Regions from separate parts of the Mus musculus genome. Here regions 1, 2, 3, 5 and 6 are each linked to region 4. Evidence: chromatin loops called from intact Hi-C (ENCODE). Cell type or tissue: heart. All regions are shown on one strand. Region 1 holds the start of Gm45086 (a long non-coding RNA gene). Region 2 overlaps Zdhhc13 (zinc finger, DHHC domain containing 13). Region 3 overlaps Zdhhc13 (zinc finger, DHHC domain containing 13). Region 4 overlaps Gm32849 (a long non-coding RNA gene). Region 5 has its middle 13 kb from the start of Gm2788. Region 6 has its middle 47 kb from the start of Gm2788.

What was found. A loop is a pair of places that touch in the nucleus more often than their neighbours do. Peaks named below come from ENCODE experiments on the same cell type or tissue, not always from the same donor. Only the 100,000 strongest peaks of a DNase experiment are listed, where the experiment ranks them.
Region 1: it touches region 4 in a loop (3-fold over the local background); 2 of 42 quality-filtered maps call a loop at or near these places.
Region 2: it touches region 4 in a loop (2.9-fold over the local background); 3 of 42 quality-filtered maps call a loop at or near these places.
Region 3: a loop joins it to region 4, with 3 times the contacts of the local background. A loop is called at or near these places in 3 of 42 quality-filtered maps.
Region 5: a loop joins it to region 4, with 5 times the contacts of the local background. A loop is called at or near these places in 5 of 42 quality-filtered maps.
Region 6: a loop joins it to region 4, with 5 times the contacts of the local background. A loop is called at or near these places in 6 of 42 quality-filtered maps.

What each region holds. Positions count from the first base shown.
Region 1 is chr7:48,747,357-48,752,356 of GRCm38, reverse strand. Gm45086 (a long non-coding RNA gene) reads left to right here and starts at 4,166. Exons shown (of 3, transcript XR_001778121.1): 1 at 4,166-4,349. RefSeq lists an enhancer at 1,377-3,356. In heart, CTCF peaks have their summits at 2,252 (motif pointing left) and 2,982 (motif pointing left); DNase peaks (open chromatin) are centred at 2,286 and 2,926; H3K4me3 peaks cover 941 bases; H3K27ac peaks cover 710 bases.
Region 2 is chr7:48,810,160-48,815,159 of GRCm38, reverse strand. Zdhhc13 (zinc finger, DHHC domain containing 13) reads right to left here. Exons shown (of 17, transcript NM_028031.3): 10 at 3,735-3,835. Among named protein-coding and RNA genes, the nearest start is that of Zdhhc13, 24 kb to the right of the region's middle. In heart, a CTCF peak has its summit at 2,648 (motif pointing left); no DNase peak of the experiment used is centred here.
Region 3 is chr7:48,803,942-48,808,941 of GRCm38, reverse strand. Zdhhc13 (zinc finger, DHHC domain containing 13) reads right to left here. Exons shown (of 17, transcript NM_028031.3): 6 at 4,528-4,592; 7 at 3,590-3,752; 8 at 3,248-3,373; 9 at 16-149. Among named protein-coding and RNA genes, the nearest start is that of Zdhhc13, 17 kb to the right of the region's middle. In heart, CTCF peaks have their summits at 2,155 (motif pointing left) and 3,084; no DNase peak of the experiment used is centred here.
Region 4 is chr7:49,063,868-49,068,867 of GRCm38, reverse strand. Gm32849 (a long non-coding RNA gene) reads right to left here. Exons shown (of 2, transcript XR_391458.3): 1 at 1-5,000. It also overlaps a transcript of Nav2 not described here. Among named protein-coding and RNA genes, the nearest start is that of Gm32849, 25 kb to the right of the region's middle. In heart, a CTCF peak has its summit at 2,447 (motif pointing right); no DNase peak of the experiment used is centred here; H3K27ac peaks cover 465 bases.
Region 5 is chr7:48,892,153-48,897,152 of GRCm38, reverse strand. No RefSeq gene overlaps it. Among named protein-coding and RNA genes, the nearest start is that of Gm2788, 13 kb to the right of the region's middle. In heart, a CTCF peak has its summit at 2,812 (motif pointing left); a DNase peak (open chromatin) is centred at 1,484; H3K27ac peaks cover 3,864 bases.
Region 6 is chr7:48,926,018-48,931,017 of GRCm38, reverse strand. No RefSeq gene overlaps it. Among named protein-coding and RNA genes, the nearest start is that of Gm2788, 47 kb to the right of the region's middle. In heart, a CTCF peak has its summit at 2,471 (motif pointing left); a DNase peak (open chromatin) is centred at 2,447; H3K27ac peaks cover 1,950 bases.

The DNA of each region.
Region 1 (5,000 bases), 320 kb after region 4:
CACTGAGGCCTGACATTATTGATGCTATGATGTGCTTACAGACGTGAGCCTGGCACAGCTGTCCTCTGAGAAGCCCTACCAGCAGCTCACGGAGACAGAAGCAGATACTTACACCCAACCATTGGACTGAAGTTGGGGACACCTATGGTTGAGTTAGGGGAAGGAAGCTTCAGGGGAGAGCAACCCCATAGGAAGTCCAGCAGTCTCAACTGACCCAGATCCCAGGGAGCTCCAAGAGACGGAGCCGCCAACCAGGAGCATACAGGGTTGGTCCGAGGTCCCTGGCACATATATAGCAGAGGTCTGTCTGGTCTGGCCTCAGTGGGAGAGGATGAGCTTAATCCTTCAGAGACTTGAGGCGCCAAGGAAGGGGGAGGTCTGGGGTGTGTATGGCACCCTCTTGGAGGCCAGGGGTGAGTAGGAATGGGGTGAGGAACTATGGGAGGGAGGACCGAGGTGGGGGCAATGACTGGAATGCAAATAAATATAAAGTACTCTTTTTTTTTTAACTTATTTATTTATTATACATAAGTGCACTGTAGCTGTCTTCAGACACCCCAGAAGAGGGCATCAGATCTCATTACGGATGGTTATGAGCCATCATGTGGTTGCTGGGATTTGAACTCACGACCTTCAGAAGAGCAGTCGGCCCTCTTAACCGCTGAGCCATCTCTCCAGCCCCAATATAAAGTACTCTTTAGTTGATTCCTAGTACCCACCTCGCAAGCTGGGCTTGGTGGCACGCCTTTCTGACCTCAGTGCTGGGGAGGGGAGGACAGGAACATCTCTAGGACCCACTGGCCGGTCAGCCCAGCTGAATTAGAGAGCGCTGGGCCAAGAGAGAAACCCCGTGGCAAAAAACAAGGTGGAGGGCACCTAAGATAATACTGGAGACTGAACTCTGGCCTCCACACAGGGGCAGTGGGCATAAAGTTTGACTGATAGGGAGGGAAGGAGAGAGGGCGGAAGGAAGGAAGAGAGTGAGATAGATAGACAGGCAAAGAGACAGACAGACAGACAGATAAAGAAGGCATAAAGTTGGGTGGGTTGGGGGTGGTAGAGAAGCTGGAAGAAGATGGGGGAGGGGAAATATGATCATAATATATTGTATTAAAAAAAAAAAAGACTGGTTGATGGTGGCGCACGTCTTTACTCCTAGGGCTCCAGAGGCAGAAGCAGTCGGATTTTTGTGAGTTTGAGCTCAGCCTGGTCTACAGAGTGAGTTCCAGGATAATCAGGACTACATAGAGAAAACGTAGATTGAGAAACAAAACAAAAATAAAAACAAAACAAAAACAGAGAAAGAAAGGATTGAAGGAAGGAAGGAAGAAAGGAAGAAGGAAAGAGAAAATTCAAATATGTCTACCCCTGGCAGTTAGTGAGTCTGCCTGAGCCTGAGTCTGGGATAGCCATCACAAATGCATTATCCTTCAGTGACCCCTCTGCCCAGCTTCTGTCTAGTATACCCAGCTTGCTCTCAGTTTCCTGGTTCCTTCCCCAGCTCCCAGCACTGACTTCTGGTCCTCCTTCTTATTTAAGGGACATATTCAGGGACTCCCCAGGTCCTCTTTCAACTACACATTGAACAACGCGGGGGAGGGGCACTGTCAGTACAAGGGTGGGTAGAATGGGGTCTCAAGCTAACCACCCTGGCCACAGGTATGATCACGCTCCATTTAATTGCTGCCCTCTGCGTGCCCACTGGTGGCTGACATTGTGAGCTTAGCTGAGACAGGCAGACACCACACTCAGCTAGAAACTGCCAGCACCAGGGCTTACACAACTGTGTTCGGTGGCTGCCCTTTCTCCATTATGCCACAACTTCCTCTAATTAGAGCCAAGTTAATCACCAACCCACCCTCCCTTTTATTGTGTTAAATAAACTCTGACCAGCCTTTTTCGGTGTTCCAAACTTTAAGTTTACCCAATTGGCTGAAAAGTCTATGGGGTCATTGCCAAGTGCAGTGTTATTTATGATCAAGGAAATATTAATGTATGTTCTGGTAGATCAAAGGTCAGTGGAGACAGAAGTCAACCCAATACCGCAGGGCACAGGGTGCTAAGTACCAGAAGAGATAGGTTCCCTGTGAGTGCAATATCTTTGATAAATAGAAAAACACCTTTTTAAACTCGAAGGGCAAACACAAAAGGCCCCACAAACATGATCATAGGGACACACAGCTGGGCCAACAGAACTTTAAGGTGGATCCACGTGAAAGAAGTCTATTAGCGCCCTCTTGTGGGAAAGTTTAACACTGCAGGGCCACAGAGGCCATCCCTACCCAGCCCTGTTCTAAAGCGTTCAGACACACCCTGCCCCACCTTGGCACCATTACTACCCCTCCCACACCCACCCAGGGGTCGTTAACACTTTCCCTGCCCCACCCTGGCCCTACTAGGCTGGCAGGCCTCACTAGGTGGAGTCACTTTTGAAGGTTTCTGGGAAGAGAGTGACATGGAGGTCCCGGACCGAGGCGCCCTGAGATTCAGAGACACTGTGTGGCAAGCCATCTGTTGAGACAGATGTTGAGGCAGCCGGTCTCCATGGTTTGATTCCAAAGACGAGAGAACTACAAAAGCCGTGACAGCCCCCTCCGATTTGATAGGCTTTCAGCGGTGGGCAGTGCTCATGAAAGGCATGTGTTCTGCCAGAGAAGCAGCAGCAGCAGAGGTGCGGTCTGGGGCTTCCCTCAATCGCAGACGAGCAGGGAGCCTTGGCTTTTATTTTGCTTCCTGGTGTCAGCCCTCCTCTCTGCTCCATCCTAGACTAAGCGTCAACTGTATGTTGAGCAGTTTCAGCTCTGCTTGATCATGGAGATTTGTACCCCTAAACCAGGTTTCAGAGGTTTTGGAGACGCCCAGGAAGAGAACGGGACAGTTAAGACGATCAAGATGACTGTTCAGTTGCTGCAGGGAACCCCTGCGCGCTGCCAAAGCAGGCTACTTAAGGATTACAAGATTTTAGCACCATTGACTGCCATCTAGTGTTCAAATATGGTAGCGTCACATCGCTTTTACAAACCTTGTAAAAAATGTGATTGCCTTTGAGAATCCGAGCTTGCTCTTTGTTCTCACAGTGTTAGGATCCCCAAAAGTAATCAATCGATCGATCAATCAATCAATCAATCAATCAATCAATCAATCACCCAATCACCCAATTCAATTCAATTCTTACTAAAAAGAGACACAGAAACACAAATGGCACATAATCTCATGTGAATTTTACAAAAGCTAATCTTTTAACCACTGAGAGTCAAATGGGGGAAGTAACAAGGAAAGGAAATTATGACCAGTGGGTACTAAGTTACAGTTAGATAAGAGTGAGTGTTGGTGTGCCAGCACACAGTAGGGTGGTTATAGAAAATGGTAATACATTTTCAAAAATCTAAAGGAAAATTTTTTCATAAAGAAATGTTTTAGGAAATAGGTACACTTGTCCGAATTAGAGCACCATGTAAAAGATCTATATATTTGGGTGTTATATGGCATCCTATAAATATGTACAACTTTTATGGCTCAATTAAAATACAATAATAATAATAAGGTTTTTCTTACGCAGCTCTATACATGATGATGAAACTTTTGGTGGAGGTCTTAAATTTAACCTGAAACTTGGCAATGAAATTTGAGGCAGAATAACAGGACTAACCCAGCATCTTTTGTACCTGGTAGTTTGAACTGTATCATTCAAATTTTTTAAAATTTTATTTTATTTTTTATTCACTTTACATCCCACTCACTGCCCCTATCCTTCCCCCATCCCCTCTTCTCTGAGCAGGTAGGAGCCCCCCTGGGTATCCCCTCCACCCTGGCACTTCAAGTCTCTGTGAAGCTAGATGCTTCTCTTTCCACGGAGGCCAGACAAGGCAGCCCAGCTAGAAGAACATATCCCACATTCAGGCAACAGCTTTTGGGATAGCTCCACTCCAGTTGTACTGGACTCACCTGAAGACCAAGTTGCACATCTGCTACATATATGGGAGCGGGGTGGGGCAGGTCTAGGTCCAGCCCGTGTGCGTTCTTTGATTGATAGTTCAGTCTCTGAGAGCCCTAAGGGTTCAGGTTAGTTGATTCTGTTGGTCTTCCTGTGGAGTTCTATACCCGTTGGGGCATGCAATCCCTCTTCCTATTCTTCCATAAGAGTCCCCAAGCTCCATCCACTGTTTGGCAGTTGGTGTCTGCATCTGTCTGAGTAAGCTGCTGGGTGAAGCTTTTCAGAGGACAACATCAAGCAGAATAAGAGTATAAATAATAGTGTCGGGGATTGGTGCTTACCCATGGTATGGGTCTCAACTTGAGCCCTTGTTGGATGGCCATTTCCTGGAGATGCTCCCCACCTCCTCACCCCTGTAAGTTGCAGATTTCCATTCAATTTTGTGCAGGGTGATAAATATGGATCTGTTTTTACTCTTCTACATATAGACATATAGTTAGACCACCACCATTTGTTGAAGATAATTTCTTTTATCATTGTTTGGTTTTGGCTTCTTTATCAAAAAATCAAGTGTTCCTAGGTCTTGGGTTCATTTCTAGATCTTTGATTAGATTTCATTCATCAACATGTCTGTTTCTTTACCAATACCAGGAAGTTTTTAATTTCTGTTGCTCTGTAATACAGCTTGAGGTCAGGCATGGTGATTCCTCCTGAAGTTCTTTTATTGTTCAGGATTTTTTTTTCTCCATAGGAAGTTGAGACCTGCTCTTTCAAGGTCTATAAAGCATTGTGTTGGCATTTTGATGGAGATTGCATTGAATCTGTACATTGCTTTTAATAAGATGGCCATCTTCACTCCGTTAGCATGGGAGATCTTTTCATTTTCTGATATTTTCTTCAATATCTCTCTTCAGGGACTTGAAGTTCTTGTTATACAGATCTTTCACTTGATGGTTGGAGTTACACCAAGATGTTTTATATTGTACATGGCTATTGTACAAGGGTGCTGTTTTCCTAATTTCTTGCTCTGGACCCATTTATTATTTGTATAAAGGAGAACTACTGA
Region 2 (5,000 bases), 250 kb after region 4:
CCAAATATAAGTTCTTCAGGTGTAACTGTGGCTTTCCTCAGACCATCCAGAAACACATTCTTTGCTCTTTCTCACAAGACAATTCAAAGAAATGCACTTGGGTCTGAGATTTCAATGCACTTTCCCTGTAAAGTAGATAAATGCTTACATGAGTTTCTTCCTAGACTTTAGTAATCTGCCCTTGTAACTGTTCTAAATTAGAAACTGTCCTCCTGATGGCCAGATGGCGACGAAAATGAATAGAAATCTGCAATTGACAGGGCCGAGGAGGTAGGGGGCATCTCCAGGAAGAGACAGAGACCTGGGATATGGGAGGTACCCAAGAATCAATGGGGGTGACTTTAGCTGTGATTCACAGCACTGGGGATATGGAAACTGGAAAGGTCACTGCCTGTACCCAGGCAGGAACTCCAACGGAGCGATAGGGAAATCAACCCATCCACAAAACTTTCAACCCAGAATGTATCCTATCTATAAGAAATGCAGGGGCTGGGGTGTGTTTTAAGACAACGAGTAAAGTGAGGTGGGGATAAAGCAGACCATGCTGGGGAAAATGAGACCATACCATTATGGTCATGTCTGTATTTCTGAACCTTTTCTATTAAGATAGCAAATTCTTCTGACCTTTTCCTCACAGGTACCAAACTTGCACCATGGTGTGAAACACTGGCAGTCCTCCTTCTTCTGTTTCCTATCTAGGGTTTAGATATAATGTCTATTATGCTTGCAGAAAGGAGTCTAGCAAGGATGTCCTCTGAGAGGCTCCACGCAGCAGCTGACTTAAAGACAGATGCAGATATCCACAGCCAAACAGTGGATGGAGCTTGGGGACTTTTATGGAAGAATAGAAGGAAGATGGCCTTGATGTGCCTGGGTAGGGGATACCCATGCAGCGAGAAGGGGAAGAGGGATGGAGGGAAAGAATGTGGGAGGGGGTGGCTGGGAGGGGAAGTGAGTGGGATGTAAAGTGAGTAAGTAAAAGAAAATACTAATTCATAAAAAACAAACAAACAAACAAAAATAAACCCACTGCCCTCTTTGAACATTATATCCTATTTGGGAAAAGCTGTTAATATGAGTATATTAATTCTGAAAAAGATTATAAGGATTAAAAACTGTCCACTTTAAAATGTTTTTAAAGTGGTACTTTTTAAAGTTACAAAGTACCATTTTGCTCCAGAGAAGAAATGAGTGTGCAGTAATAAGTCAATGAGACAGTAGTAAGCCTGACTTTACCCAATGTAAATACTATTGGCCCAGCACAGTAAGTATTGCCTTACAAGGCGTTACTGAGCTACCTTCTACTAACTTCAGAGGCCATAAAACAGATGCTCAATTCTTACTACTCAAAGTTGGAAACTGAACTTTGAGCTGAATGTCAACACCTGGAAGGCTAAGGCAGGAGGTTTTTGAGTTGAAGCCAACTTGGGGTACAGAGGGAATTCTAGGCTAGTGTGAGCTGCTCTGTGTGGACACACACATTCCTGTACTACTACTAAATCAGAGTAGGACAGCTTTCTTGAAAGCTCAGTCATGAGTCACACCAACTCTCTTCCCTCTTTTGCTCCTTTTCTGGTGTAAGTGAGACCTAGGAGTTTGTGCTGGACTTGAACTCACTGTGGAGCCCAGGTCAGCCTCAAGCTTTCCATTCTCCTACCTCATCTCCCAAGTGCTGGAATCACAGGTCTGTATATCAGCACAGCAAGCTCCTCAGATTATTTGCTATTTGACCTAAAAACTAAGTCTTATCTATAGCTGACTCTGAAATCATATAGGGCTTTACACCTACCTATCTAGCACTTAGACTTAAGTATAGCCAGGACCATAAAGGAAGCACTCAGTGGCTCATCATTTCTTACCAAATCTTAATTGTAGTCATTACTAAGGCTCATTTCTTTCATCCAGTCCTTCTCATAAAATCCAAATACATTACTTACTGCACACATGAAAGAACCTAAGAAAACAATCACTGAGTTGTCCCTAAAACACAAAGTATTATTTATAAATGCCAATTATGTAGTGAGGACTGTATACAGCTCTTTATACATCATAGCATAGTAATTCTTGCAGCTTCCTCAAGAGTTTGGTACTATTGCCCCCTGACAGAAAAACAGACTTGGTGACGTTAAGTAACTTGCCCAATGGCACATTAACATAAAGAAAAGGTCATCTTTGTTAGTGATTATCCCTGCCTATCTTGTGAGAGCCTTGGGTTCAAATCCCTGACAGGAAGGAAAGCCAGCCTTTACACTGGGAGCAGTAGTACATGCCTGTAATTCTAACACTCAGGAGAGTTATCTGAATCTCAGTGAATTTGGGGCCAGCTTGGCCAAAACAGTAAGTTCCAGGGTAGCCAGCACCACAAAGTGAGATCTCATCTGCAACAACGAAATAAGAAAAAGGTCCTGAAATTTAGAACCAAGACAACATGCTTCCAGAGTGTTCTTCACCCTTTTCCCATAAGAGATCACTGGCTATGGGACAGAAGCCCAGGACCAATCCTAATTGGCAGCCTGAGAAAGGCAAGTCTAAATATTTGGGCTATGTCTTTACAGGCAAAACAGCAGCTGACCCACAGGGCAGTTCTAGCAGCATGTAACACTAGCCTTGAGTGAGCTGTGCCATCTACTGGCTTGCATGCCTTCACTCTAGCATGGGAGTTCCTCCTGACACTTAAGATTCTATCTAGCTATGAAAATCAATTTTTCTAACTTAAGTACCAAGCACTTCCTAGTTTACAGTCAAGTGAGAATTTCTGCAAATGAGGTTAATAAATGATGGGATTTTATGTCTTGTTAATTTTTGATTCTGCAAAATCAAAATAATCTGATGTATAAAATCTAGAATAACTGAAGTTGCTTATACTTACCTATAATTTCAAAAATTGTTCAGTGACATAAAAATACCAATCATCCCTTTTCAATACAATGTCCCCTGTCCTAGCTTCTATGAAAACTGAGTCACCTATAAATGATCTGATAGGAACTGTGGTAGCCTTCAGTGGTAATAAGAAAGCTGGTGTTCATTAAAACAACCACCAAATCAGTAATTACAGGACAAAGGTTAGAGATATTTTCTTTTAAGCCCAGTGATATCTATACTACTTATGCTTTCATTTAGGTTAAAGGAAAATAAGCCATATTAGAAACAAAGGTTGGAATTAATTAAACAGTTAAACAGTATTAAAGCAAAAACAGGCACAATGGCTATAGATGTGTGCACTCTGAAAACTCATATGCCATCCTCTTCGTTCCTATGGGAAAGATCCTTATATCTCTCTTATGTATTTCCTCGATAAACACCCTCTTCTTTTCAGAAATACCATTATCAGAAAGAGACGCAGAACATAGAAAGTAAGGCAATAAGCTAAGAAGCATACTTCTTCCCCATCACATTTCTTCTTGTCATATAAGCAAAGCAGTGTTACAACAGCTTCATAGCAAGGACAAAGAAGGAAGTCTGGAAAGCGATGAAGACTGGACATGTGTATGCTGTTACAAATGGATATAATATTTTGTTGTGTTTTGGTTTTTGGAGATAGGGTTTCTCAGTGTAACCATCCCTGGCTATCCTGGACTCGATTTGTAGTCCAGGCTGGCTTAGAACTCCCGGATATCTGCCTGCCTCTGCCTCCTGAGTGCTGGGATTAAAGGTATGTGCCACCATGCCCAGTTGGCATTAATGATTTTTGAAAGTAAAACAAGATATGCATTTCATCTAAGCTTAAAGGATATCAGGAAAGAATAAGATGAACCAAGTCATAAATATCCAAAAAATGGAACTTAGCAGAAAGACTGTCGGTAAGTACACAAGGTTCTTATAGCCAACCAAAAACCTGTAAAGAAAAGGGTAGAGCATGTTAGTGAAGTAAGGCACTGGTATGATTCATGTTAATTCTTCTAATTCTCCAATAACAATGACAGTTACACCAGCAGCAGCTTTCTCCCCTGACTGTCAGTTTATTCTTGCACATGAGAAAACTGTACAATAACCTTCCAAAAGTACACATTCCAGTTCCTCTAAGTTACTAATAACTATTTCATTCGTAGAAACAATATATTTTCAACGAATAGTTTATATTTCTATTGTGACAAATCATATTTTTCATATAATTTTTAAATATACCAAAATATACAAATGTAAATAGAAATTCACCTTCACTTGTAAGCAAGTTTTTGTCAAGAACTGTTTGTGAAACAGCAGGTGTACAGAACCTTAGCACTCTGACTCTGAGCTGGTGTCAGAAGCAGAAAGGACATGAAAATACACAACAGCTAAAAGGACAGTAGTCACCACACACTAACAACCTTACTGCTACAACAAGCAGCCTGAGGATTGCGTAACTGTTCAAAAGGTCAGTACTATAGTTTCAAAAGTAAAACACAGAAATGCCTTCCATATCAAACTCAATATAGTCACCTTATAAACAAATACATTTTACCCAGATACATCTTTTTTTTTAATTAGATATTTTCTTTATTTACATTTCAAATGTTATCCCCTTTCCTAGTTTCCCCTCCGAAAATCCCCTATCCCTCCCCCCCTCGCCCTGCTCCCCAACCCACCCACTCCCATTCCTGGACCTGGCATTCCCCTATATTGGGGCATTTAACTTTCACAGGACCTAGGGTTTCTCCTCCCACTGATGACCGACTAGGCCATCCTCTGCTACATATACAGGTAGAGCCACAAGTTCCACCATGTGTTTTTTTGATTGGTGGTTTAGGAGCTCTGGAGGTACTGGTTAGTTCTTTGATGTTTCTTCTATGGGGCTTCAGACCCCTTCAGCTCCTTGGGTACATTCTCTAGCTCCTTCATTGGGGACTTGTGCTCTGTCCAATGGATGACTGTGAGCATCCACTTCTGTATTTGTAAGGCACTGGCAGAGCCCCTCAGGAGACAGCTATGTCAGGCTCCTGTCAGCAGGCTCTTGTTGGCATCTGCCATAGTGTCTACCCAGATATATCTTAAAATTGCCATCAGAAATGGCTAGTGGTGGA
Region 3 (5,000 bases), 260 kb after region 4:
TACTAATATACACACCTTGGAAACAAAGATGTCAGAAAAAACAATGCTACTAGAAGACATCCTTTTAAAAGCCAAGAATCTGAATTGAAGTCCAGGATGTATCCAACAGCCCACAGGGTGATCATAGAGAGTATCAGCAGCAGGAAGAGCTATTGAGAAATTAGAGTTTTAGAACTTTTGATTGTACTCATAACAATAGCTAGTTCAGTACAAGAACTACTTTGTAAGTACAGTACAACTTAATGGAACTAATAAATTTTCTTCATATTGCTGTCAAATTTAAAAAATGATTGATTTATATAGTAGAGACAATCTTACAAATTTTGCTTAATATTTTGCATTGTTATTTCCCTCAAAAATGGCATTCTTAAAAGGAAAGTGGTAATAAAAATATTTTCTTTTAGTTAGTATTCTACATCACCATGAATAAAGCAACTAAAGGGACTACCAAAATCAATACAATCCAGACTAAACTGTAGGGTTATAGTAACTGCACCTTGAGCCCCAGCTAGTATGACCCCTCACTAAGAATACCAGAGAAATAGTTCTGAAGGGGCTGAGCATGGTTTGGAACATGTGGACCTGTGAATGGCTATGGACACCCAGGGCAGATCCAGGAGGCAGCCTGCACAATGGGCCTAGTGTTTTGCAAGTCTTGAGAGTAATCTGCACAGAGGTGGGAAAGCAGTAGATGAGGACCTTCCTCAAGATTATGAAGGCAGAAAGAAGCAGGATCTCCAACAACACAAGCAGTCAAAATTAAGAACAAAGGATTCCCAAATGTAACTAAGAAAGAATGATGGGAAAGCCAGGCTGAAAATCTGGGAAAGGTTTCAGAGAAGCAGGGAACAAAGGAGGGGTCTTGGGACTCAGGGGGTCAAAGACTAAAATATTTCTCTAGGTCGCTAGTGCTTCAGCTTGCTTTGACAATGTTAAAGGAATGAAACCCAGAGCCAACAGGCCATGGGTAGTGGTACTGGGCTCTACAAGCATTTTGGTGCTTTGTGTATAAGTCTCTATAAAGCAAGTTAGGTTTTTGAAATAGCAAGGAGGAAAAGTGCTCTTTGCCTTATTTTCCTCCACTTTTACTCATACATCTGGAAGGAGATAATTTCAAATGGCATCAAGTCTTCAAATTGTTTCCAGTTCTAACTTACTGATGTAAAAATAAATTTAGAATCTATAATATAATCACAAAATAGTTTCAGAACAGAGAAATAACTGTAAATCTTGGATATTTAACAGTCTTCTACACGAACCACACTATTTATTTACTGTGTGAGGTGCTATTCTACCCACGGGAGATAATGAACTGAAAGGCTTTCTTTCATGAAGCTGAAATTCCAGTTGAGAAGACAAGCAGAAATGTTACAGGACATAAAAAGCTGGAACATGTGGAGCTTAGCAGGTGTGCTAGCTAGTTCTAGGTCAACTTGACACAACTTGGTTATTTGGGAAGACTGAACCGAAATTGAGAAAAAGCCCTCACTAAATTGGCAGGTGGGGCATTTTTAGAATGGATGATTGATGTGGGAGGGCCCAGACCACTGTGGGAGGTACCCAACCTAGGCAGGAGGTCCAGTATGTCACAGGAAAGGAAGCTGAGCAGGTAAGGGGGACAAGGGATAAAAGCAGCACTCCCACACGGACTCTGCATCAGTCCCTACCTCCACTTTCCTACCCTGATTTCCTGCCCAGACTTCTTTTGAGGAAGGATTGTGAGGTGTAAGTTACAACAATAAACCTCCCCCACCTCAAGTTGCTTTTGGCTATGGTGTTTTATTACAGCAATAGAAACCCTAACTAAGACAGCAGGCAGCTGTCAGGATTTAGCTTTTACTCAGAAGAATGGGAAGATATCTGGGAATTTGAGGTAAATATGACTTACATTTTCAAGTACTCATCTGTTGTACTAACATGGCATTGGAGATGGGTGTGTGTGTGTGTGTGTGTGTGTGTGTGTGTGTGTGTGTGTCAAATTCTATCTATAAATGCTTTCATTTATATGCCTTTGCAGGAGCAACCAGAACCACAGCACTGTGAATATGGAGTAGACAGAGCAGACATTTGGAGTGCTCCTCTTGAGATGCGAAGATGAGTGAAGGTGGGAAGGAAGAGAACAGGCGTTCTGGTTCTATTTCGCCATCTGCAGGTGCCTACAGGATACTTCCTGATGTGCTATACTGCAGTGTCTACCAGACAGGGATTGGCTGAGTTGAATAGGTGACTGAGTTTAGCAATCTAGATGGTCTATGCTGAAGAGAGAAATCTGGGGGATGGCAAGATGCAGTCGCCTCTTAGGGAACTAACTCATAGGTAGAAAAGAAGGTCTAGGACAGAATCTTGGCATACTGAATTCGAAGAAGTTGGGGAGTCCCCTCCCTACTTTACCACAACTGACAATTAAGTACAGCACTTGTGAATTTTTATGTAAAAATCTTGCAACTGCTAATCAGAATTATTCTGAAAGTATAACTATTAATATTACTTGAAAAGACACTATTGTATTTGAAAACAAAAGCATTAATCAACCAAATATCCATTTTGTCAATGTGAATTATATTCACACAACTGTAGCTTAGTTTTCTTAGCCATTTAGGAGAGAAAGCTAAAGTTCCTAAACTTTTCTTTTCAACTGTTTAGCTCACTTTAAATTTGGAACACTATAGTGAGGAATTGCAAAGTTTTAAAAAATGTGATTTTTCAATAGGAAAATAAATCTACATGAAGACTAATGGGGCGGGACTAACATGGCATTTGTGAAGTGATGAGGTCAGGTTCCAGAGACATAGTGACGTAAGACCAGCTAGGACACCAGCATGGATAAATGGGATGACTGACAGCACAACCATGACAGAAAGGTAGGAAGGAAGAGCTACCTAAGCAGATGAGGAGGCTCAGTCAGAGGCTGGCAGGGCAGAAGGCCAGTTTTGATACCTCACATTGCAAACGTCTATGAGATGCTGAACTGTTCTCAAGTAGGTACCACTCTAACAATCAAACCTATTCTATACTTCAATTCATTCCTTAAGTCAATTTGCAAATATCCACCAGGTAACATATAGTTTAGCGCCATCTACCTGAGAAATTAACGTTGAACAACCAGTGAAATGCCCTATTTCTTACTTTGGGCAGTGTGATGCATAGGAAAGATGCTATGAGCAGATCCTCTGCAGCACAAAGTTTAATCTCTAGCCTTCTCTGCTGCCCTAAAGACAAAGGCTAACAACTTCTTCACACACAATACCTCGCATTTGTGCAGCCATCGCCAAAGCCGAAACTGTTTGTTGGCTCTCATCTTGGCCTCTGTTCTTAGCATGTGACTAATGAGCTGGTTTTTACTTTGTAGAGCCATATCAAGAGGTGTTTCTCCCTAAAAAAATAAAGTAAATTATAATAAATAACATATTTTTAAAATATATTACAGGTTTAAAACACTTTTTCACCAGAATCATAGACTCAACATGTTTATTCTAAGAGTAGTTATTATTGTTAATATTTATCTTCTAGTACCTAGCTACCAGTATATTAAATACCCATCTTTTAATTGAAGATACAAAGAATTGAAGAAAAGAATACCGGGTCATACCTTAGCATTTCGGATGTCCAGGCTAGAACCAGCTTCCAAAAGCTTATCAACTGCACTGACATTTCCTGCTGCAACTGCCCAGTGAAGAGGAGTGTTCTGATGTGTTTTATCAACAACACTGAGAGAGGGATTGAACTTTAAAAGAAATCCAGTTGGTTCTGGCCTGTGTCAAAACAGTAACAATATCACAAGGCATTAGTAAGGATGAAGATACAAGAAGAAATTGCAAAGAGAAAATTTAAGATTAGTGTATCGTTAACCAGCAAGTGCTCTGAAGAACTAAGGGATCTCTTCAGAGTTCTAGTCTAGTTATTGACAGGAAAGATCAAAGAAACAAGAAAGATGGTCCTTAAAAATGGCAGCTTACTGTATCCATGATGCAATTTAGATAGTAATACAGGAGATAAGAAAAATTTCTTCATGTTGCTGTTTTATTTAGTGATTAATATTTTAAAAAAACCTGTCTACTTAACCTTAGCCAATATTAAGTGCTGTACAACTAAACACTAAGCATGTCTCACTTAAGCAGGTATGTATCTGACCTCATCCTATAATAGACTCCCATTATGTACCAGCTTCATCAGTGTCTTCAGAGCAGTCAGCAACAGCAGAGAACCTCAAATTCACTGCCATTAGAGAAGTAGGTTTACCATAGAGATCTGTGATTATGAGAACATTTAAATTTGCCACTTCTTCAGGTACAAAAGAGGAATCAGTCACTTAATGAGTATATGCTAAGGAATATGAACTCAGTAAACTTTCAAACTTTTCCGTCAAAGCTACCAAGAGAAAATGTACTCAATGGTGTATTCTAAGTATACCTCCTCACGGCCACGTGGAAAATCTCCAGCATCTCACAGACCAAAGGACTTGCAAATGTATTTACAGAAAGCTCATAGGAACCAAGAAGCAGACTGACGGGATCCAGTAACACTCACCCAATTACTTTGTAAGCCGATAGCATGAGCGGCGTCTGTCCATTGACATCTGTCATATTCACACTCTAGTCAAAAAGGAATCAATTAGCAGAACTGTGAACACAGTATAAAAAGTTGCATTTCTTAGTAGATAAATACTTCCTTAACACCTTCATCTCTGTAACTGTTAAATGGTTTTAATATTACTTAAGTTAAAAAAAGTGCTTTTTTTAACAGGGTGAAAATCCATAGAATGCTACAAAATATTTTAAAGGGAGAATATGAATATAAAGTGTTGTATAATGTGAAAGAAAAATGGAGGGTAGTTGACAATCTCCACTGAAAATGAGAGCTCTTGAAGCCATCTGGCTTAAATCCTGCTGCATGGGCTCACACTAACATCCACTAGTAACAGTGGATTACCTATCTTCAGAGTCACTGCTTCAAATAGTTCAACAAGAAAGAAAAAAAAATCAAAACTCCTTTTATATTTA
Region 4 (5,000 bases):
TATATGCTGCACAGCAGCAAAAACAACTAAAGGGACCATTCCTCAAACAAGGTGGCAGGTAAGAACTGACACCTGAGGTTGTCCTTGGACCTATCAATGTACACCATGGCACACGCACACATGCACGCGCACACACACACACACACATGCACACATATGCACACACACACACACACACACACACACGCACACATGCGTGCACACACACGCACACACACACACACACACACACACACACATACACCCTCCATCAGACATTCTAGCTATGGGCCCGCCTGTCCCCTTACTCTGGGTAGCAGGACTCCTCTTGGCTTTGTTTGGCATGGCTGCTCAGTTTCCTCCACCCTTCTCCCCTCCTCACCTTCTCTAATGGATGGACCCTAGACATCCTTCAGCCTGGTTCCACTTTTTCTTAATGCCACATAGAAGATTCCCCTTTAGGGTTCTCCAAGGATTGGGGGTGATCTAGGATACCTTTCTAGCTTCTTGCTTAGAGCAAAATCAGTGCTGACTTAGTCCTGATGCTGACTAACATTTGCACTGACTGGCCACTGTGGCGCAAACCCTGCAACAGGAGCTGCCCTGATGTGCTGAAGGCTGTACACTGCACAGAACCCCAGGATCAAATCTCAAGCTTGGCTCTTCGTTAGAAAATGCCAGGTAAGACCCTCAGCCTCTCTGAGCTTCTGGGTTCTCATATATAAGATGGTGTTGTGCTGTCCTGGACTGTACATTTCTTTGCCTGAGAAAAAGCCATGAGAGTGTGGTGATGGGAGAGTCTCAAAAGGAAGCCCAGACTGACCTTCAGTCACCACAAGAAAAATGATTTCCTGTAGGTAGTTGTCAGGTGTCAGAACCTATCCCCGGAATGCCCAGGAAGGGAATTTCAATGTACGCAGTTGGTGTTGCAGATGAGGAAACAGACTTGGAGTGAATCCATATAGCCAAGGCCACGTGAGCACAGAAACCCAGTTCTGTCTTGACTGTGAAGTTCTTTCTGCTCTGCCGTGCGATGTGTATTTTATTATTTATATGCTTGGAAGGTGGGTACCATCTCCTAAGGGGTTGCTGCCCCACTCAACAAATTCTTCTTGATCAACCATTTGAATGTATAAGATGTAATAAATAACATAAGGAAAATGGATGCAGCCCCGGGGCCTTTTACAAGGCTTTGGTGCAACATATGCAACAAGCATCACGTGCAGGAGACAGAAAACAAGAGGACAGGCACAAAAGGCTCCCAAACATGACAAGACCTCAGAGTAAAGCTCTCATTGGTAACCCCAGGCCAGCAAGGGTGGGGGGCTATCTGAGCACTGGCTTGCCTTAGAATGTCCTTTGATATTCCCCCCCCCCCAAGTTGACCATTTCATTGTAACCCAAGACTGGACACATTGATATCTCTATTTACCTGGTTTGTAGACAAAAGATGGCCAAGAACACAACATGACAGGAGGGGATGGGTTTCCCATTCAAGAACCCCCTGATGTCATACGGGGGCTTGGCAAGGTAAAGCCAAGTGGGATGGAAGAAATGAGATGGAAAAGTAGCAGCACTTGGCACTGTGGGGGCTGACAGGATGTCTTGACCCAAGGTTGAGGACTGGGAGGGTAACACTGGCCACTGAAGCTTCATGCTAGATAGGAATTTGACTATGACCCCAGATGCCTCATATCCAAGCCATATGTCCTTGCCAAGAGGCTTTCCACTCAAGATCACTGAAGCTAACATCCTGTTGAGCTGTGGTCACTTGAGAAGTACCTTGGGGGAAGTGATGTATTTCTGTTTTAAAAATAAGGACACTGGGTAGTGGGGTACAAAGTAGGAAGATAGGAGGGATGTTGACTAAGAACACCTGATGAAGCAATGAGACCTGTAGCATAGCAGGCCAGTGGAAGTCCAGCGGAAATGTGGAAACCTGTAGCAATGAAGCAGGCAGACAGAAAGTGGTGGGAGGGGCAAAGGGAAAAGCAGAGGGAAGGAGAGGAAAGGGAGGGAAGTGGAGGGGAGGGAAGAAGAGAGGGGAGAGAAGGAAACACAAGTGTAATGGAGAAAGTTAGAGGAAAGGACAGGACTCTAGATGCCCCAGTTTAGAGCTTCCATTGGAAGTGCTGTGTGTGTGTGCGCGCAGTGGTACTTCCTGACCATAAACAACCGTGTAAGAGTGTTATACTCTTAATGGAGGCAGCAGTGTGGAGTTACCAGACCCGATTCATGCTAACTGGCATGAGTTGGGAAGAGGCAGCCACCTTCTCTTGGCTCACTCCACATGCGTGCACTCGTTGGATGCAGCTAGCATTTTTATTTCTCAAGAGAAGCAGGCCAGACAGATGTGACAGCCTGCCTCTTGAAGAGCCATTCTGTTTTAGGGCTGAATTTCATCCCTGTGCCTGCAACCTTTCCTCCTTCTTCCAACCCTTTGGGCCTTTCTTCTCCATGGCTGGTCAGCAGGGGGCAGAGGTGTCCCCAGGCCAGCCTGCCTTGCTTTGAGGGATTCCCCACAGGGATAAATTGGGACAACAGGGTTTCACAAACAGCGGTTCTTGACATAAATATTGCCAGGCTTGGGCTAATGTGATATCATGGGCCTGTAATCCAAACAAAATAGACCATTGTCCTGTGATTATTTCTGCTCTGGACAAAAGCCTGTGAACACTTGGCTTCCCATTTTTTTTAACCTCTGTATTTATGGGCCATGTTAATTTAATTCAGCAGGCCCACCTTCACCGCCTTCAAAAGCGGCCTTTATTTGCATTGCATGATTGCCCGCCTTGCTGGTCCGCTGCTTTTCACAGAGAAGGAAAGCTTTGTCCTCCCAGTTCTAAGGATGGAGAGGAGAGGAAAACCCACCCCAGACGCTTTAACTTGCCACAGAACCCAGCAGCTACTCAGGCTCACTGCTCTTGTCCCAGAAGCACACACCAAGTCCCAGGTTACCCAGAGTGGTCCAGGACAGACCTCTGCCCTCATCCTGGAAGATGCAGGTGTAAACCAGGGAACCCAGGCATTTCTTCTCTGGGCTAACCAGGCTGACTGTTAACAGAGCTGCTGGCCTGGCCTGCTGAAGCCAGCAGGTGTTCATTTGACTGGCAAGTCTCCACGAAGCCTAGCCAGGCTGTGTCTTCTGGAAGCTGGGTACGCTAAGACACTTCCTTCCCCAACTCCTGAGTGACATTGGGCTTTCGACTTTTTCAGCTTTACCTCCTTCCTACTTATTAACATGTGAGAAGGGGTCTGGATCTCTTTTCAATGATGGGGAAACTGAGGCCTGGAGAGGCAGAGGATTTTTCTGAGGCCTCAAGCTCTCTGGAAATGGCAACAAGGGTTCTCTTTGGGGATCAAAGCTTAGGACATGACTTTGATGTTTGGTCTCAAGAGTGACAATGGATTTCTAGCTGAACTGCACAAATGATCGATGAATATATTATTTTAAAAAACATTAGAATAGAGGCTAGGGCTATAGCTCAGTGGTGGAATGCTTGCTTAGGCCCAGTGATGTCTGGCTTCACAGCCGGCACCACAAACATCGACAACTCAACACAATGAAGGCTGAAAGCAGCCTGGCTCACATCCCAGCTTCCAACACTTTGCCAAGTATTTACCAGTGGTGTGTTTCCCATTGGTTACACACACACACACACACACACACACACACACACACACACACACACACACAATGCACACAGGCACACACACACACATACACAGTCTGGTGTTTTTAGCTAAATGGTTGTCATAATTTTTGTTTTATACTTGGTGATCTCTGGTGGGACACAGAACTTAGCAAGTCTGGCCTGGTGTAGCCTTAGTTCAGCTGGTGTTCAGTTTTCAGAGCTGTGAACCCAGCCAGGCTTCAGTATGGGACCGTGCTTGCTTGGCATATCTGCAAGCCTTTTCTCTGAGCAGATATTAGGAGTGGGCTGGTGACTGGGACTGTGCACAACCATATCCTTTCACTTCTGCTATCCCATGCAGCCTCCATGCAAGGGATTTCTTAATTAGGGTTCCTTGCAATGCCCTGTGACAGACTAATATAGGCAGCTCACTGGGGTGGGCTGCTGTGTAAAAAAAAAAAATGTGGAGAAAACATTAGACAGAGAGAGGTGTACATCTCTAGGAATGATGAGTTTTTCTAATCTGTGGGAAAAAAAGAGAAAGCAGGAGGCTGGGGCCAAGCTTCTAAGCCCCAGGCTGTCCATATCCCTTACCTTACCTCATCCACCCTCAGGATGGATGGGAGAGGTTGCAGCTAACCCCCAAAGAGATAGCTACTCCATCATTCCCTGTCACCCTGAGTCTTGTCTCGGCAGCTTTTTGACTCATATCTCTATATGGGCATTCTTGGGGTCAAAACTGGAGCTGAGAAAGCAGTCAAAAGTTTGTGAGGAGATGGCGGGCTTTCTGGAAAGGACCTGGACGTCACAGTTACATGAAGATTGCTCCTGGCCACTTGGGGAAAAGATGACTTCAAGTTTACATGGCATGTCCTATAGCAGGGAGACGACACAGTCTCGTTTGTCTAATTCTCCTGAGGACAATTCTGTGTGTTAAGACTGATCCTCTCTTATTTGACAGGTCCATTGTTTAACACTGCTTAACAGGGGACTCAAACCTCAGCTGTTTGTCTCCAAAATCTCTGCATTTACATCATGTTCGATCTGTGCGAACCCCATTTGCATTGCAATTTCCCCAGCTAAAATGAAGAGGACAAAACACTGCCTAAAATAAAATATTGTCCGCCAAAGCCAGACCACACAGCACCATCAGCCAGGGCTTTGAAAACCTGAGTGAACATTGAAAAGCCTGGCCCTGCAGGACGAGGCTTTTCATTTAGTCTTCCTAAACCCTTAAAGGTTGAACTATGAACTTGAAAAGATAGGTGGGAAAGTGGTCTACATTTGGAATGTAAATAAATTTTTTAAAAAATCACAAGTGGCTTTTTTTTTTAAAAGTTCATGGATTTTAATCCATTTCTAGAAATCTTCCCTAAGAAAATGACC
Region 5 (5,000 bases), 170 kb after region 4:
GTTTCCTGGGACACCCCACGCAAGGACAACCCCTGCTTCGAGCCTTTGTACCTGCTGCCTGTTCTACCAAGAGCACCTACTAGATTGCCGCCGCCTTTCCTCTCTGCCCCACCCCCACATCCCCATTCATTCCCTGTTTTGCCTCAGTAGCAACTATTACTATCTGTTATATTACCACTTTCTTCATTTATTATCTTCCCCAACAAACGAAGTGATGAAATTTGACGTTTTAAAAATGGTTCATGTGCTGTGCACTTTCACTTCAGGAAATTCCCAAAGGTAGTACCGTCATGCTCATTGCATCTGAGGAGACCAGGATCCAGGGTCCATTGTGCGATTTAGCTGGGCATCTAGATGGAGGCTGAACTTCAGCCCTCCCAGCCTTTCCTCACTTGAGAGCCACCACACCAGTACTTTATTGTGATGAACCTATGGTGTCTTCTCTCCTCCTCCTCCTCTTCCTCTCCTCCTCCTTCCTTTCCTCCTCCTCTGGCACTTGAGATTGGTAAAAGAAAGATAATGTAGAGGAACATTCCAGAACAAGATACATGCTCATGATGCCACAGCAGCATTAAGGTGTTTGAACTGTCTGCACTGACTGCCCCAAACAGGTGGGAGCCACCGAGGGCACAGGCTTTTGTTCAGCAGCTCCGCCCTAAACCTAAAGCATTAGTTGTCCTAGGTCGTCTGGATTGGAATTGATGGGCCACGAGAAACGATTGGGGGAACTTGAAATCCTTTTGCTCTTGGTGCTGTAGAAGTTAAGTCTCCTCTCTTCATTTTCAGGTAAGAAAATAGATTTTTTTTTTCCCTCTGTCTAGAATGTGGCTTCGTGGCATCTCATGGAGTGACTCTTAGTGAGCTATAGGGTCTCCTCCCTAGAGTGACCTTGTCCCTCCCGAAGCATCTTATCAAATGACACTGCCAACCTGTCACCACCATGTTACCCATCACTACCAGAAATAGATTGTTCTCCCTTCCTCCCTCCTTCCCTCCCTCCCTCCCCTTCCCTTTCCCTCTTCCTCTCTTCCTCTCTTCTTCTCTCTCTCTCTCTCTCTCTCTCTCTCTCTCTCTCTGTGTGTGTGTGTGTCTGTCTCTCCCTGTCTTTCTCCGTGCAGTGTGTGTGTGTGTGTGTGTGTGTACATGTGTGAGCATGGACTGCAATTTCAGGGCCTCTCATGTGCTAGGCAAGCTCTGTGCTGTGCTGAGCTGCATCTCCAATCAGGATACTTCTGTCTATTTTTACTTGCTTTCTTCCCCCACTCACTGTGTCTCCTCTTCCTACACCTAGGACCCTGCTGAGTCTCTTCAGGACAGAACAGTAGAATGCGGCGAGGAAGCTGAAGAGTAAAGGGAGAAGCTTGCCTGAGATCAGTGCAGGAAAGGGTCCATGCCAGACACCAAATCCATTCAGTCCCCCAGCAGATGCGGTGGGCATCTCCTTCTCCATTCAGCTGCCAAGCTGGGTGCCTGGGTAGATGGGCAAAGCTCCTTCCCACTGGCAGGTCCCCAGCTCAGCTATACACAGGCTTGGTCCTCCTTGTCTCCCACACCTTCCTTGTCACCTGCACATATTTCCACCCATAAACACTCTCACATGGCTCTGCTGTCATGTAAGCGGATGACACCTGCTCCTGAGGTTGCCAGGAAAATGCAGAGGAGCAGGACCTGGAAGGAAGGGACTAATTGGACTTCTGAGCTGTGCAGAGAAAGCAGTCTATTGCTTCCCTGAAATCCAAAGGGAACTGAGCCTTTAGCTTTTTCTTCTCTTCCCTTTTTCCCCAGTTCTAGCAACTCCACTTTAAGATGAGAAAACTGGGTCACTGCAAACAAAACAAACGAACAGATACCCCACCCCGTCAAAAAAAACCCAAACCTAAACAGCAACAAATCTGCCGCAGAGCTCAGCTGAGGAGTGAGGCCCCAAAACATAGACAGAGAACGTGGACAAGCCCTGACCACTAGCGAGCGATGGACAGAAACTTGTGAGTCTGTATGTATACCTGTCCTCTGCTGCTCCCTATTCCCGTGTCAAGGGCTCTGGTGCTGCTAGGCCCAAGCCAACCCACCATCATGACTAGACCCATGTCCAGAACACTGTTTGGTACGGGAGTATCTCTGGATTCCAGCAAGAAATGACTTCCCACATATTTCGTCATTTTAGCACTTCTGTTTATAAAGATACTAACTTGCAAGGCTGGAGCACTGGCTCAGAGCTCAAAAGCACTGGCTGCTCTTTCAGACGCCCCCAAACTCGATTCCCAGCTCTCACACAGCAGCTCACAACAGTATAACTCCAGTTCTGGGGGATCTGATGCCCTTTTCTACCCTCTGTGGACACCAGACGTCCATATGTGGGCACATAGACACACAAGCAAATACACAGGCAAAGTAAAGTGCTCTTTCTCTGCCCTAAACCAGACAAGTATCAAAAATAAAACCATCTGGAGTTCCACCCTGAGCTGATATCTGACATTTTTGTGTATTCTTCCAGATCGTTCCCAGACAGCATTAGCTCCTCACAGCATTTGGTAATACCACTCACTGGAGGTGCTAACGTATTTAGGAGGCTAATTTCCTTGGCCATGCCTTTCACTTAGCAGGAAGCCATAACACAACCAGATTTAATTTGTCCATTTTTTAAAAAGCATGGAACAATTAACAGCAAATAAGTTGAATTAAAATAAAATTGAATATAGTCTTTCAATATGTCTTAGAATTTGATTTCAGACACAGTAATGGATATGAAAATGAAAGCTTTGGACTATACAAACGGTTGGATCGTCTGGAAACCTGAGCGCCACCTACTGGCCACAGCCTGCCATGACATGCCAACTTTCTAAAAACCCGGAGCCATGGTCGCCCCTTTTCCTGTATGGATTTGTATACTCTCCCAGGAGCTTTTCCAAAACCTCCTTTCCCCTTTTCACTTCACAGTTCCTAGAACACGGGAGTGCACTAATAAATTTTAGCTGAGTTAAAGCAAGATGGATGAATGGATGAGTGGACAGACGGATGGAGGGACAGATGGATAGGCCTTATTTTCCTTTTTTCCTTATTGTTCCTTGTGAAAAATAAGGGAATAATTCCTGCCCTTCCTGTTTTACAGGTTTCCCTGGAGGAATGAGTGCTTGCCACTGATCTCGACCTTCTGCTGTGACATGGTATGACAAAGCAGTGTGAGACTGTACCAGAGTCAAATGGCTGGGGCAAGCCCAAGGCTGCCCAAAGAAGTCTCTATGTTAAACATAAGAAACAGGGACAAATGTACAAACTCTCCAGCCACGCTCCCAGCAGGCATCTGGAATTGGACAGGTGGTTCCTGCCCTTCTCCCACTTTCAGCTTCTTTCACAGATCCTTCCCAATATCTGAAGCATGGAGAGGTAGGTGCCTCTCCTGGGCTCACTCGGAGGGAAAGTGATGGACGGCGCTGGTTGTCAGTTCTGAAAGGGTCACTGTGCTCCGGGATGTAAGCTGGCCCATCATATGCCCCGCCCTCAAGTTAGGAAAAGTGGTGTTCTGAACCGGGACTGTCAGCCAAGCTGACGGACGGTGTCCATCTGAACGTGTCCACCATCGACGTTGCTTGACAAGTGTGGTTCCAGCTTTGCGTTTAGCTCCTGCCAGCAGGGGCTGTGATATGAATAAAGGCACTATGATGTGGCAGAGGAGGGCTGGCATGGAGTTTCATGGGATGACCTAACAAGAAAATGACCGTGAAAATCCTTTGTAAAATAAAGCGCGGGGTTCTGAGTAAGATATAGCCACCACTTCCCCAAGCAAACATCATGTTAGGGTGTGACTTGACCCCGTGCAAAGGCTACAGAGAGAGATCCCCATATGTGCACACACCTGCTTTCTTATGGAATCTGACCCTATTCTACAGCTGTGCGAAGAATTCAGCCATGGCCCACTATGTCCTCCCTCCCCTGCTGGCTTTTTTTATAATAGGCTTACGTTTTATTCATTCTTTGATTTGCCTTTAACTTAAATGTAGACTTTAGGTTGCATTTCCACTAGATTTTGTGCACATGCACATGAGCACGCACACACCACACACACACACACACACACACACACACACACACACACACACACACAGACACACTTCCTTCTGGTTTGTATGAGGTGGTTTCATTATGTAACACTGTAGACCAGGCTGGCCTTGATCGTTTGTCCACCTTCCTGCCTCTGTCTCCCAAGTGTTAGGATTAAAGGTGTGATCCCACATCCAGCTATTACAGTACAGCAAAGCTTCTTTGTCTGGTCCATATGCCGTCTCAGCCTGCAGACACGGTGAGGACTGAACAAGTCACCAGGATCCAACCCACTGAGGATGTATTCCTGTCCAGAATTTACCGCTCTCTGGCCTGGATTAGAAGTCAGGAGATACTGACAGTGTGTCTATCTGACAGAGGGCAGCACCAACTGCTAATGTGAGAGTGCTGCATACCCAGTGACAAGCACACAGGTTTTCCAGCTCTGGGAGTGGGGCAGAGGGTAACATCGAGGGGTTTGTTTGTTTGATTGATTGTTTTGATTTGTATACTTGCATATGTATGTTCACATGTTTGTGTGCATGCGTATATACAACTGCATATGCACACGTACATAGGAGCCAGAAGTTCTTTGAATACCATCTCTCAAATGTGGTTTGCCTTGTTCATTGTGTTTATTTGTTTGTTTGGTTGGTTTTTGCTGAGGTCTCTCATTGGCCTGGAACTTGACAAGTCACCTAAGCTGCCAGGTCAGCAAACCCCATGGATCTATCAGTTTCCACTCACCCAGCACTGAGATCATAGATGCTTGCTACCAGGCATGGTAGACAGGAGTTCTGGGGATCAACTAGGGTCCTCCTGTCTGCAAAGTAAGCGCCTTACTTACTGAGCTGTCTCCCCAGTCCCTGCACACCTCTGGATGACATTTTCTGGCCGCAGTGGTTCTTAACATTTCCCTTGCTGACCCTGCTTTCTGGGCAAACAAACAAAAAACCAAACAC
Region 6 (5,000 bases), 140 kb after region 4:
TTATTATTATTATTATTATTATTATTATTATTATTATTATTATTATTATTCCTGACCTTGCCCTTAGTTCTTTCTTCTGGAAAAGGATCATTCTGCAGTTGGACCTGGAAGGGAAAGGGGGTGGGGGATGGGCATCTAAAGACCTGTAACAGATTTTCCACACAATTCTTTAAAATACTTCCTAAAAAATCACCCTTGGGAGAAGGACAAAAGAAAAGTAGCCACTTTTTTTTTTGTTGTTTTTTGTTTTTTTGGACAGAGACAAAGGCTTCTGCCCACTACCACACAAGTGGGCACCATCAAAGCAATCTCTTACCAATTTTGTGGACTCTGGGCAACCTGCCCTTCAGGACAGAGCTGGCCAGCTGGCTCACTCAGCAATTTGGATCGAGAAATCCCAGCACTACGGCCAGACCAGAAAGGGCAGTGCCATAGTCGCCACGGGCCACTAGGCATTCAAATCTGTTCATTTGACCAGGAGCAGGGAACTAAGAAAGCAAACAAAGCAGACCTGGGCCCTGTCATCGCTTGATAAATGGAAAATCAATTTAGTCTCCATAATCCTCCTGTGCCCCTAACTGCAGGAACAGTCACCACATGCTTTATTGCCCTGCAGAGTTTATTATCTGGCATTTAAAGTGACGCTTTTTAAAGAATTTTCACTACATCTGTGTTAGTTGGTTAGACTTTTTATTACTGTGACAGAAATCCCCCAAGAAAACAACTTAAAGAGGCAGAATTAATTTCGACTCATAGCTCTGAGGACTCCTGTCTGGGACAGGATGGGCCCATTTTCCTAGTCCTGTAAGGAGGCAATCTGTCATTGTGGAGGTCTGTGGTGACCACCACAGCCAGGAAGGAAAGGGAGAAAGAGAGGGAGGGGCCCAAGACATGGCACAGCTCCTAAGGACACCCCCCCCCCCAAAGATCGGCTTCTTCTAGGTAGGCCCCACCCTAAAAGGTTCCAGAACCTCCCAAAATAGTACTACCAGCTGAGGAAGTCTTCCACCGTCAAGCTTCTGGGCAGATACTTCATATCCAAGTCATGACAGCTCCTTCTATAGCGTTACTTAAAATTATACACGCATTTAAACATTTCAAATTAATATGTTCACTCTGAACTTACAGCATGAATTAATGTCATGTTAGATACTATCTTGGGCATTGATGAATTATCAGTGAGTATCTAGAGATGCACCTTAGCTGGTACAGTGCTGGCCTTGCATCATGAGGCTATGGGTTCTATTCCCAGCACCATATAAGTTGGGTGTGATGGTGCAGGTGCAAGCACTAAGGAGGTGGAGGAGGCAGGAGGATTAGTATCTCAAGGCCATTCTTAGTTGCAAATCAGACACCAGCCTGGGCTACAGCAGGCCCTATCATTAAAAGACAAAAATTACCACGCGACAACTCACAAGCAGAGTTAAGGAGAAGACCCTAGAAGTGCAGACCGGAGAAATGAATGAAGAGAGGAAGATGGGAGAGTGTGTCTCTCCTTTATGCTTTCTTGTGTTTTTCCAACATCATTGGCCTGTTCCTGGTGTGGCCTTCCACAGTGACAGCTCTTTCCCAGGGTGGGCAGCTCTATCAGTGACTTTCAGGAGCCCTGGGACATTCATATGAGTTTCTTTTCAGCCCTTTTCTGGGCTGTCTTTGCTATAATCCTGTTCTTCACCTAATAGATGGATGGTTTAGAAAACTGAGAATAGAAGAAGTAGATTCGTGGGGTGAAGGATATAAGAGCTAATGAGACTCTCAAAGGGTGCAGAAAGAGATGGGATGCTAGTAAAAGATGGGCTGGGGCCAGGCACTTCATTGCACTCTGTGCCCACCTCGCTGGGCAGATGCACTCTATGAGTTTGGTCAACACAGTAGGGCACCTGTAGTGGTCAGGAGAGATAAAACTGTACCAGGAAAGCCATTGCCTTCTCCACCCACTGAACTCCCCTCAGTAATAGCCTAAAGCCAGATCCACTTTTCTGCCTGCTTCTAGGTAGGGCTCCAGAGTCCAAGCCCAGAAAGACAGACGTCTAAGATCAAGCTCTGCCCCTCCTCAGTGATATGATCTTGGTCACAACATTTAAGCACTCTGGGACCTATTTCATCATCTGTTCCTTTGAAAGGATGGACAGAAAGAACATCTACAAAACCTGGGTCTCTACAGGCTTCCTGCTACTGTCACACTCACTCTCCTTCCTTCTCCTCTTAAAGTAGTGAACTGCCTAACAAAGGTCTTTCTTCCCCTGACTCCCAGTGAAAGTCTTTCTCTGTTAGTCTAGGGGTCTTCCTGTGCCCTGAGACCACACTCTGCTGTGAAGACAGTAGTGTCAAGAATTTGAGATTACATGAGTCACAGGCTGCCCAGCCATGGTGTTGCTCCAGAAGAGGTGGAGAGAGACACAATAATGAAATTTGTTTGGGGTTGGGACTGCCTGAGCTGGCCTGGCTCATCCCTGCTCTCTGCCACCCCCTGTTGGTTCGGCGCCAGAAGAGCTACTTTGCTGCTTACTACGAATGCTGTGGAAATGAGGTCAGAGAGGTAGCTCCAAGTGGGATCTATAGATGTCCCAGAGCCTTCCTACTCTGCTGTGATGTCTGCTTTGGGATGCTAACAGATCAGACCAGGTGCCTTTGTAATCTAAGGCTCCAAACAAACAGAAAACTCAGGCTCTCAACCCAAGCTTTGGGAGGTAGAGACACCAAGGCAAGTGGATGGCACTTTTTCCTTCAGATCCTTTTGCAACTGCACACATGTTGGAAGGTGATGCCCACTCCAAAATAGGGACTTCCCTCACCTATCCCTTCCTTAGAAAGACCCCCACAGACCTATCCAGAGGTGTGTCTCCTAGTTAACTGCAGACCTCTCCATGCTGACTATCAAGATTGATCACTATGGGCACTTGCTGCAGTTTAGATGAATTTGAAGATGTTTAGATGAATTATAAGAAATGGGCAGGAGCCGGGCGGTGGAGGCGCACGCCTTTAATGCCAGCACTTGGGAGGCAGAGGCAGGCGGATTTCTGAGTTCGAGGCCAGCCTGGTCTACAAAGTAAGTTCCAGGAGAGCCAGGGCTATACAGAGAAACGCTGCCTCAAAAAAAAAAAAAACAAAAAACAAACAAACAAAAAAACAAAAACAAAAACAACAACAACAAAACAAAAACAAAAAACCCCAAAACCAAAAAACCAAAAAACCAAAAACAAAACAAAAAAAAAAAAAAAAAGAAATTGGCAGGAACACTGTCCTTTCCTCACCCCCAGACCCTGCTAAGCACTGATGTTCATTGTTCCTTCTCAGTGAGACTGACTCAGTCTCAGAAGCCTTCTCTACAAAGTCTTTTCCACAAAAAGAGTCCCAGCCACCCATAAGTGTTGCTGCCCAAGATAAACTCTGTGTGTCTTCTCTTAGGGGTTCAAAGCACCTGCCCTGGAGCCTGCAACCAGAGGGGTGGGGGGGGGAGGATGTGGGTATCAGTATCCTGTTCTGTACCTGATTCTGTGTCAGATCTTTCCAAGAGGTCTGGATATGTGGTGGTTTGAATGAGAACGGCCCCCAAAGGTTCAGATATTTGAATATTTAGTCCCCATCTGGTACAACTATTGGGTAAGGATTAGGATTAGTGGGGCCTTGTTGCAGCAGGTGCGTCACTGGGGTCAAGCTTTGAGGCTTCAAAATCCTCCTAGCATCCCCAGTGCACTCTTGACCTCCTGCTTGGGGTTTTGAGATGTGAACTCATAGCTGTTCCTGCCACCATGTCTTCATTCTGCCATCATGGACTCACCCTCAAAAAACCAAAAGCCCCCAAATAAACTTTTTCTTCTCTAAGTTGCTTTGGGTGTGGTATGTGATCACAGCAATAGAAAAGTAACCAGGACAGGCAGGGTGCGAGATGTAATGAGTAAGTCAAAGCTGCGGGTTTCCCTCTCTTGAATTATACAGTCAGCCTGTTTTTGGAGTTCCATAAGGGGCAGGAATCATTACTCAGAAGCATCCCTAAGGCAATGGATGCTGGCGGTAAAGGGTGGGAGGGGGTGGTTCTTAAATGTGAAGGTGGTTGATACAAAGGACTCCTGCCAAGCCAGTTAGCCAGGGGACAGCAGACAAATAGGCACAGGGATAACTTTAACTGGTGTCTTCCTTAGGATTACTATTGCTGTGATAAACAAAACAAAACAAAACACCATGACTAAAAAAAATTTTTTTAAAAAGCAATTTGGAGAGAAAGGGGTTAATTTCATCTAACAGTTTCACATCACAGTGAAGATCACTGAGAACAGCCAGAGGAAAAACTCAAGCAAGGCAGGAACCTGGAGGCAGAAACTGAAGCTGAGATCGTGGAAGAATGTTGCTTAGTGGCTTGCTCAGCCTGCTTTCTTGTAAAACCTAGGACCACCAGCCCAGGGATGGTACTGTCCATCTCCCACATCAATCATTACCTGGAAAATGTACCACAGGCCAATCTTTTGGGCCTTTTTTCATTTCTCAATGTAGGGACACTTTCTCAATTGAAGTTCTCTCTTCCAAATGACTCTAGGTGGAGTCAAGTTGACATAAATCTAGCCAGGATAACTAGTGTCCTTTCCCCTGTTGTTGCCCGAGGCCACATCAAAGCAGCTGAACTGGAGCCTGAGGTTCCGGGGTGATAGCAGAGCAAGAAGAAACAGAGGCAAACTGTTGAGCTAAAGGCAGGAAATCTTTCAAAGTCCCCCTTGCCAGGCCTGGACATAGGAGTGTCAGACCCTGTAGCTGTCTGCACAGAGTTCATACTGTCAATAGCAGACCTGAAAGAAACTAGGACTAGTCTGAGTCACCTCTTACCTCTCCCCTAACCGAGTCAGATACCATATGCTGTGATGAGCAGGAGAGACAGGCATGGCAGAAATCTCAGATGTGGGGAAATCCCCAGGCAGGGGTCCTGCACCTAGCCCATGTGCACCAGTTCTGGCAAGGTGAGCTAGGCGTCCCAGAGAGAGATAACTTCAGAGTGATTTCTGGGCAAA